2 separate regions of the Mus musculus genome follow, and region 2 is linked to region 1. A link is a contact called in ENCODE POLR2A ChIA-PET data. All regions are on one chromosome and are shown on one strand. The core of a region is the stretch at or near the end of the contact, and the rest is flanking DNA. Distances in the headings are between cores, read along the strand shown. Region 1 overlaps Rin2 (Ras and Rab interactor 2). Region 2 holds the start of Naa20 (N(alpha)-acetyltransferase 20, NatB catalytic subunit).

Region 1 (5,022 bases), core at 1,738-4,237:
GCTCCTCTCTTGCCCTCCATCTCCATCTCTCCTCACATGGCCCAGCTGAGTCTAGCTGTGTTTACTCTGGGCTCTCGCAGACGTCTCTCCCTGAGTATGCTCTCCCTTTTATCTATAATAAACCTTCTCCTTCACCATGCCTAGGAGACGTCGGGCCCTTCCTTTTTTATTTCTTTTTTTTCCCATTCATGCATACACGCATGAAACACACACATAGACACACAATAACAGGTAAAGTATTTAACTAATGTCAATGTCACCAAAGTGAAATGAAGCCACTTATTTGACCTTCTGAGAAATCCCAACTAGTGCAAAATAGCAAGTCAGAAAAGGCCAGCTTTCCACTGGAGAGGAGGGAGTTCCCTCCACCTTCATCTGTGCACAGCAAGTACTTGAAGGAATCTGATGCCTGAGGTCTGTCCTTCTGATTCCAGCCCCACCCACCTTACAAAGGATTGATCCGATTTCATTCACCCCGCCCTGCTTTATTAGTCCCCCTATATCAGTTTTTACAAATCTGTTCTGCCCATCACTTTTTCTGTTTTATGGAATGCAAGGTCCAACTGTAGAATAAAAACTAAAGCCAAGTCAGGTCTTTAAACTACAGTGTAGTAAGTAGTATTGTACCTTTTACAATTGTATTTCCCAACCATGGTAGAGATAAGAGATTGACCTTTTTATAGGAAAGTAAAAATATATAAAAGGAAAATCAGCTTAAGGGATCCATGAGTTAATACTAAAGATAGGAAGAAAGGGAATAGGAAAGATGATTGAAATGGGCTATGACATCTTAGGCTAGAAAAGGAGAATCTTCTTCCTGTATTAATATTTACACACTTTTCTCTCGGATTCATAGAGAAGACCAGCTTGTAAGAGCTACTATTTGATAGGCTCGCCCCACCTTGCTGAGTTTAAACTGCTCCATCTTTACTAATTTGTCTGGTGGTGGGGATGAAACCCTGGGTCTTACACATGCTAACTATATACACTCCCACAGGGCTAAGCTATTCCTGACTGTCCATTTTCCTATCTGGCTCCCTCCAACCTGTTAAAACTGAGCTCAACTCCTAGCCTTCCCCCCCACCCCCACCCCCGCATCTCTTTCAGCTACTGTAATCTCCTCACTGCTGTCTATACATCTCCAAAGCATTACCCCTTCACATTTTGATCTCACATGAACCATGTTCAGGGTCAGCCCAGAGCAGGCATGACAGAGGCTTGAGTGGGAGGTAGTAGGTGGATAGTCCTTGCTCCTGAGCAAGAGGAGACGTTCTTGCGTGTTTGGTTTGAGCTTCACTTTGGGATCCTTATGTTCAACCTTAGACACAGCTCTTCCCTCATCCAGGTGCTCAGATAAGAAGTCTCTGGCTGCTTAGTTCTAGCCTCAGGAGACAAAGGGTTCTTGTTTGTGTGTTTATCTGGAAATGGATGGTCAAGGTAGTCATGCCTTTGGCCATCTTGGGGCCTTGGGCAGGAAGCAGCCTCATTCTTTGCAGAGTGATACTTCTGAGGTTTTAGCAGCTCCTTCCTCATTGCTCATGGATTCCTCTTACAGTCTTTCTAGTCCTAGGGTATAAAGCCAATCACAACATTTAGTCTCGATTTGCAAGGACAAAGTAGGACACCATTGACAAACACTCTGTCTAAAGTTGCCAAATACAGAGTGCTTATTGCAGTACTGGGAGAAAGAGCTTAAGGCTTACAAGAGAAACCAGAAAATAGATAGCATTGATGAGAATAACCCTTCAGTTAAAGCAGGCACCCCGACAGAGGCTTGGAGAAACAATACTAGGTGGAGCATTGAACACAGACCAAAAGGGCTTTAGCATTCTTCTCCTGAGTTCTCTTTGATCTGAAATCTAACAACCCATCCCTGGTACATGTGAGTGCCTCAAGGGATGGTCCAGGATTCTTGCTTTGAGAGGTTAGTGCTCAGGCCATCTTAAGAACTAAGGACTGGACAGAGGATAGAGTCTTGTGTCTACCATGATTTTGTTCATGTATTAGAAGATCCTTGATCCTATAGCAAAATGGCCGGCAGTGGCCAATCAGAGACCACATTTAGTGGGAGATGAATCCCGGGCTTTGGCTTGGGAGGTGGGTGGTGGTGGTGTGTGACAGATGGTTGGGCTGAGGGTCAACTCTTTTGGGAAAAATATAGGTTCCTTATGAAGAAATATAAAGAGCCCATACAGGAAAAAAGTGCATCTGATAAAAATATTTCTGGCATAAATAACAATTCCTCACACATATGCCAAGAACACAAAACTTCCCAGAAACCTTCAATTTCAAAAACACCTACTGGTTAGTTGCTATATGGTGATTGCTTAACACCTCCAGGCACGGCAGCAATTCCTGACTCTCAAGGCTAAATTAAACCCTCTTGGTAACATTAAGCCTGGAGGCGAAAGGAGGCCCAGATGTATTCCTGATGACACAAGACTCTAGTGTGCAAGTCTGGCTTATAGCACAAAGGTTGGCAGATGGCCTGAGGGACCTTCTACCTACTAGCCAAGACACAGAGGGGAGGGTAATGGCCTAGGACCGGAGAGTCACAATTTTGTAAAATCCCTGCATATTTAGCTGAGTTGGGAGAGATAGTTGAGCCATCCAACTTAACTCCTATTCGAGGTGAAAAGGATAAAAAAAACCAACCCCCCCAGAATCCACACAGGCCCACTTTTCTGAGTTGTGGCTGCCTTTCTGTTCACATTGTGGTACTGAGGTCAAAGCCAGAGCCTTGAGCACGGCAGGCAAGGACATTATATTATATTACATTATATTAGGGTCCATATTTTCAACCTCTGAAGCTTCCCAGCCTCCTACATGTTACCGCTTTAATTCCCTGAAGACCTCTTATCCCTTCAAACTCTAAAAGGAAAACGAAACCCTACTATATTTTGGGTATGGATTTGATTTCCATGTGGCTGAGGGCTATTGCTTCTTGCCGGAGGAAGCTGCAACTTCCTGAAAGTGATTTCTACTGATGAACAGCAGGGGGATATTTATGAGGAAGAAAAAAAAATCACATTTTTCTTTAAAGGATTTCGTTTGATTTTTAAAAATTGTTGCCTCCTGAGGCCCAGGAGTAAAGTACTGAGAATTGGGGGACAAAACCTGATGGTGTCACCTAGGGCAGCCATTTTTACACAAGAAAGACTGGGGGTGGGGTAGGGGTGGAACGGTGATGGGGGCAATCCCACTCTGCAGCTTCCTCTTCGGCTCCAGATGAAAAGGCCAGATATGGAGTCAGCCCTGGCAAAGGCTTTCATTTGTTCTTGTAAAAATAAGAAATGGAAACAAAGAGCCTGTTGTCTTGGTTGCCCTTGGAGCTGAGCTCAGGCAGGAGGAGGAGCCAAGCTGGCTCTACCCCCCAGCCTGCAGCTTCACAGACAGGCATGCAATCCCTACATGCGTGGTTTCTACGACTTAAGTGCTTCCGGCTGTGCGACGCTGATGCTATTGCTTAGCAAGACCGACTCGCCAGCAGAATTCTAACTAAGCACACAGCTTTGGCAGAGCGGAGTTAGCCAGGAGGCAAAGCTGTCAGATAAAACAGGGCAGGGCTACAGCATAGTAGTAGTCGTCACCTGCCTCCGTAGCAGGATGCATGAGGCCATGGGCTTGATCCTTAAGAACAAAGAAAAATAAAGGTATGAAGTGAATCTAGCCCTAGAGTGTTGCTAGTGTTACACTCAGGTGGCTAAAGTCTACTGTCGACACAGACGCCAACCATGACACAGAATGGTGCCACTGGTTAAAACAGGGACTCCAGTGAGGGCCCTGGCACAGGTCTGTAGTCGCAGACACTAGGGAAGCTGAAGTAGGAGGATCTAAGAGTAGATCAACAACATAGATGCTGACGGAGCACAAGCAATGACAGCAACACAAATGAAGAAAAACACCATCCCACACAAACACCCCAAACCCAAAGCAGAACCAGAATGTTAAAAGAAACAAAACAAAAACACCCTCGTCAGTTGACAAACACTCATTTCATATATTTAGTAATGTAAGACAAAAATGGGGGACTACACACTGCTGAGATAAAACAGCAAAGAGATAGAATGTCAGCATTTTGTCTAAGCTCCACCCCACAGTTACCTGGCAATAGCCAGGTGTGCTTGACTCGCTATAAATGGGGCTGCTTGTTCCTCTGCTCTCTATTGCTCTTGCCTTCTGGCTCCTTCCCTGTCCTCGCCTCCTTTCCCCTTCTCTCTCCATTCCCCTCCCCCCCCCTCCACATGCCATCCTTCTCTTTTCTCTCCTCCCCTCCCCTTCCCTCTCCTCCTTTCCCCTCCCCCCACCTCTTACTTTCTCTCTCTCTCTCTCTCTCTCTCTCTACTACCCTCTTAACTCCCCTCCCCATGCCCTAAATAAACTCTATTCTATACTATAGGAGTGGCTGGTCCCTCAGGGGAAAGGGTCACCTTAGCATGGGCCCGTGGAGGTACCCCCTTCCTCCATACCTGACTACACCTCCACCAAAACATATTCCTTCTCTCTCTTATCTTTTTATACAATACAACAAGAACAGTACCCGGTTTTGCCTCTGTAGGTGAACTCATGTGTGTTTGTTTGTTTGGGTTTTGTTTGTTTTTTGAGACAGGGCCTTCTGTAGTTTAGACTGACTACTAACTTACTCTGTAGCCAAGGATAACCTTGAACTTGTTATCTGCCCCCCCTCCTGAGCTGTTTTTGTTTGTTTGTTTGTTTTGTTTGTTTTGAGATAGGGCTTTCTTCGTAGCACCCGCAGATCTCAGAGTCCCCATCCTCCTGTCCCAGCATCCCCAGGGACCGGAAGAACCTATGCATCACTGTGCATCACTTTATTTTCTAAGGTATGTTTTCTTCACAATATACATTCCTACTGTTAGTAATCAAGAGAAGAAAATTTAAATGCTCCTTGGAAAAAGAACTTTCCTAGATAACAAGAATTGAGGCACATTGAATGGCTCTCTGGGGCATTTGTAATCGCAAGCTAGTCTCACCTGTGTAATTAATTCTTTAATGAAGGGATGT
Region 2 (5,022 bases), core at 1,289-3,788, 70 kb before region 1:
GCCCAGCCCTATAGAGACATGTTTGGCTCACCTAACTGTCTAACTCACTCTGCCCTTCCTCTATTTCCTTACATGAAAATGTAAAAATAAATAAGTGTAAGAAGAAACCAGCCAAAGGCCTCTATCTGACTTTGCCCACCCAAAAGCCCTGCACCCAGACACTGCTTGCTCTTCTGCCATTATAAGGCAAGCAGACCCCTCCCTCTTCTCACCAGAGGACACTTCTCTTACAATTCTTTCTCTCCTGTATTTGTACCTTCCACTTCTGCCTCTCCTGAAGGGGGTGTACAAATGCAGCCCATGCTTAGCCATCGCCACCTCATGATAGTGCCCTCCCCTGCCTGGAGTCCTCTTGTTTGCTAGCTTCTGGATCCCACCCTGGGTTTCCTCCCACCTGGGTTTGGCCTTTCAGTTTCATTTACTCTAGCACCTAACCTGGTGACTCACTGTTTCCTAACGTGAGAAAGTGGGTTCCTTCACTGGCATTAACAAGAGGAGGCGTCACCAAGCCAGATGCGCTGAGACCTGATGTTTAATAGGCGTCCATGTGTATTTTCCTTCTACCTTCTCCATTTCCCTATTACTCTCTTCCTAGAGCTTCATATGCAGATGCTTTATCTCGGTTTCTTAAGTTCAGGCTCTGTATCATCTACACAGCATCTCCCTTTACCACTCCAGTCTATTGCCTCAGTGGCTTGCCTGCCTACTCTATTGCCTCTAATCAACACCTTGTACTCAGTAGATCAGAATTCAGACTGAAGAATTTTTAGACACTATGTGCCTGTACCTTTAAAGGACACCCCCCCCAATTATTCCCTAATACAACCGTATTGGAAGCACTTATAAAATATGTACGTTGTACTATATAAGTATTCTATTGATTTACAGTACATGGAAGTGCTTGGGCTATTTGCATACCACTCCATTGCAATAAGGGGGTTGCACATCACTGAATCTTGGTGTATCATAGAATCAATCTCCTGTGGATACCAAAGGATCTCAGACTTGTGATCCTCCAACCTCAGCCTGAGTGCCAGGATCAACCTTTTTCATTTATTGAATGGGTATGGGTTTTATATGTCTGTGTGTTACATGCATACCTGGTGCTTACTCAAGCCAGGAAAGGCCAGCAGCTTCTTGGAACTAGTATTACAATCAAGTGTGAGCCTCCATGTGGAGTGAACCCCTGTCCTCTGGAAGAGCACCCAGTACTTTTAACAACTGAACCATCTCCAGCTCCATGGGACCAATTTTTTAACAACCACCAGGGCCAGTCTCCACCTACTCCACGTCAGGGTTCTGTGTGTGCAATCCCTTCCCTCACCCAGAAACTGAGGACATCAGCACATGACAGAATTTGTGAAGATTTAAGGGCCTATTATTACATGAGCGCCTGCCACAAGTACTAAAATGCACAGAGGATTCAACACAAGCGGGACCTAACCGAAATCTCACAAGATCGGATCTGAACCAATTAAACACGATAATTAAACCTGGCTTCACCTGAAGCAAAGGCCTACCCTGCTTCACACTCCATTTTCCTGCAGCCTTCTCCAGAGTTTCCTCCTTGCCAAATTTCCTTCATCAAGGTTCATCCCCTCTTTGAAATGTCCATCATCCCAGAGTTTCTTCCCTTCTGTTACCTAAACCTTCCGGTCCATACTTCTTACTACGTTATATCAAGCAAATAACCGAGGTCATGTGTCTACAGGAGTTCGCGGTGAAATGCTGAGCTTTTTAAATGGTCATAATTTGGATTCCAAACTAAATTTTTTTTTCTTTTTAAAAAGCGAGAAGGGGAGAACGGCAAATCACGGGTTTTTAAATTTTGGACTGAAAAGAAACCACACAGCACCGGGGAGTCTTCAGTACATTGGATCCCCAACCAAAAAAAAAAAAATGTAGTCTAGCTGGGTGTGGTGGGGCATGCCTTTAATCCCAGCACTAGTAAGACAGGAAGACATATCTGTGAGGTTTAGGCCAGCCTCGTCTACAGAGAGTTCCTGGAGCCCAGGGATACGAAATGAACCCTGTCTTTTTTTTTTTTTTTTTTTTTTTTTTAAGAGAAAAAGAAAAAAACCCAAGGCAGTCTACTTTGGGCGCTCCGCTACTGTAACTACCAAGCACAAACCACAACTTGCTGAGAGGGCCCGGAGCATCGCAAGGTTACTTCACTGGGATACAATTTAACCAGGACCGCGCTCCTTCCCCGCCCTCCCTCCGCAGTGAGGCCGCCTCAGGGAGCGGGCGCGGGGTGTCCAGCCCGGCTCCGCATCATCCCGGGCGCACCGGGAGCGCCGCGCCTCGGCCAAGGTCACCGGTCAGCGCGCCCGCGCAGCGTCCACCCGGCCCACGGCCCCGCGAGGCTGACCCCGTCCCGCGCCGCGAAGACAGAGGCCGGCCGTGCCTCACTCACATGTTGTTGAAGCGGAACAGGTCGTCGCAGGTGAAGGCCCGGAGCGTGGTCATTGCGCCGCCGCCAGCCTCCAACCCGCTCGGCGCGACCCCGCGCCCGCACTACCGGAAGTACTCGCGCCCGCGGCCGCCATGGGGTGGGACAAAGAACTACTTCCGGACCAGAGGTTGCTGGGCAACAAGAGTAGCGTCGTAGCTCTCTCTGGCGGCTGAAATCAGCAATTGCCTTAATGATCCGCGCCCCGCAGACCCTTTCCAAAAAGTAGGCAGAGTAGTAACAAGGAGAAAGAAGCTGGAGTCAGAGAGCCAAATCGTAAAAGCAAGCTTCAAAACTACAAAGATGCTTCACAGGGTGAGTTAGGAAGTGATCCCTAAAAGGATGGCTCAGGGCCTCTTCTCTCAACCACTGTCATGAACCAGGGATGTGACCTTAAATTTTCTAGCACATTAAAATTATTTAGAAGAAAGGAAGGAAAGAAGGAAGGAAAGGAGGGAGAGAGGGAGGGAGAGAAAGAGAGAGAGAGGAAGAAAAAGAAAGGAAGGAAGGAAGAACAGAAAGAAAGAAAGAAAGAAAGAAAGAGAGAGAGAGAGAGAGAGAGAGAAAGAGAAAGAAAGAAAGAAAGAAAGAAAGAAAGAAAGAAAGAAAGATTATCTGTATAAAAAATGTGAATATCTTATCTTATTTTGGCAATAAGACTTTGAAATCTGGTCCATATATTTGCAGTTTATTTTAATCCGAGAGAAAAATGATCAGAACTATTTGTTTTCGATGCTGATTTTAATAAATGTGTGATTAAAGAGCAGATCAAGCCAGGAATAGTGCCTTACACCTGTAATCCCAGTAGTAAGGAGACAGAGACAAGAGGCTGTTAGTGAGCCTCGAAAACCCTGGTCTATATAGTGAGTTCCAGGCCAGTCAAGGACACATAGTGTGACCGTCTCAAATACATGCATACAAGATGATAGAGCTATCAAAGTAATCCAAACATGTTTCCAAATAACCAAATGAAACATTATCTCATGTCTAAGTTGAAAGTTAACCATTAGGAATTACATTCTTTCATCTGGCCTGCTACATTTTAAGCACCAGCCCAGCGTCTCCACGGCATAGACCCAGTGACTGAGGAGACTATGTACTGTCGGGCTGTGAAGCTGCCTTCCCCTCTTCTCCTTACCAGCAGTTGGGGTGGTCCTGGAGAACATGCTGCTGAGCTCAAACCAATCCAACTCAGCGAGATGCCTACATTACAGCAGACTCACATCCCCAACTCCTTTGGGACTCAGTTGCTCCGCAGGTGTCTTGGGAATTCCTTGGCCAAACCTGAGGGCCAGGTGTGGTGGAGAAGAAAGCAAATGGTTGAAAGAGCAGGTAGTCCCAGTGGCTCCTCGCCAAGCTTTGTCTCTAAGCCTGATGAAGTAAATTATACAATGAATAATTGTAAACATGGGTATGACAGGCCCGAAAGTATATATATAACTGCTACTATGGTAGAAAGGTGGAGTTTGACACCATGAGTTCAGCTTCTACCCTCTATTCACTTACTTTGGCAAAATATGCCATGAAATGAACAGTAAAATATATTTTTGAGGGAAGTTGAGGTTATGATGCTTATACAAATGGAAAAAATGGACAAAGTCAGAAAGAGTCTGAACTAACCAGTAAGAGAGATATGGTAGTCTACTCAAGGAAAATTTTAAATGCATGTGGTTAAAACAAAGACAAAATTGAGAGGGGGGGACATGTGGGGGAATATGAATTTGATGGGTGTATATATGCTCATATTTCATTGTATGTGTGTATGAAATTCTCAAGAATAAAAATGTTTTAAGCCAGTGAATGTAAGTAAATTTGCTTTTTTTCATGAATAAGTGTATCATTATACAAAGAAAACTATAAGTAAAATACACACAGCATATTCAAACATGATCCCAGGACTTAGAAAGATGAAGGAGAATCTTGTCTTCCAGACCAGCCTGTGCTACATAGCAAGACCCTGTGTCAAACATCAATAAAAAACAGAGTAAATAAATGGCCAAGGTGCTCAGGACCGCTGGTCAGCATCCACAGGGCAGTGTCCTCTTACTTCTCCACTGGACAGCACATGGGACACTCGTATTCTTATGGGTCAAGAATCTTTCATCAATATCCATTTTCTGCATCTCACAGATTTGTACAAAGAAGTGGAAGATAATAAAAATGAAACTCAGAAGAGTTTACTACTTGGGGTATCCAGTATTGCTTTTTGTTTTAATTGGCCATGTCAAAATATTTTGCAACTTTTTTTTTTCTGACATGATCCAGTGTTGATTTGAACTAGCTGGTTGTGAAGTTTGGATGATATTCATAATTTTCTTCTGATTCTGGTTTATAACCATAAGGTTTCTAAGTATTTTAAATATAATAAAATTTTAGTTTAGTTTAGTTTAGTTTTTTCAAAATAAAAAGGTGAGTTTAATACAGAGGCAGCACTTGACCCATGCTAGATACTGTGGGCTACTAATTTGCAACCCATGAGAGATGGGCATAGTGGCTGAAACATGTATCCAGCTGTTGGAAGATTAAGGTGAAAGGAAATAAAACTTGAGACCTGTGATTCATGTAATGTA

What was found. ChIA-PET counts read pairs that join two places held with the same protein, here RNA polymerase II (POLR2A).
Region 2: POLR2A ChIA-PET joins it to region 1 with 10 read pairs in embryonic stem cell. The contact joins the promoter of Naa20 here to the enhancer-like site in region 1. POLR2A ChIA-PET finds 5 or more read pairs at or near these places in 2 of 5 experiments (Patski and embryonic stem cell).

The regions. Positions count from the first base shown.
Region 1 is chr2:145,830,941-145,835,962 of GRCm38, reverse strand. All of the region lies in intron 4 of Rin2 (Ras and Rab interactor 2), which reads right to left. Among named protein-coding and RNA genes, the nearest start is that of Rin2, 47 kb to the right of the region's middle. Within about 2 kb of position 2,987, at least 1 of the 3 ENCODE cell types and tissues checked has a DNase peak (open chromatin) inside an H3K27ac peak, as active enhancers do.
Region 2 is chr2:145,900,757-145,905,778 of GRCm38, reverse strand. It overlaps Naa20 (N(alpha)-acetyltransferase 20, NatB catalytic subunit), which reads right to left and starts at 2,538. Exons shown (of 6, transcript NM_001141965.1): 1 at 2,417-2,538. The coding sequence starts at 2,469.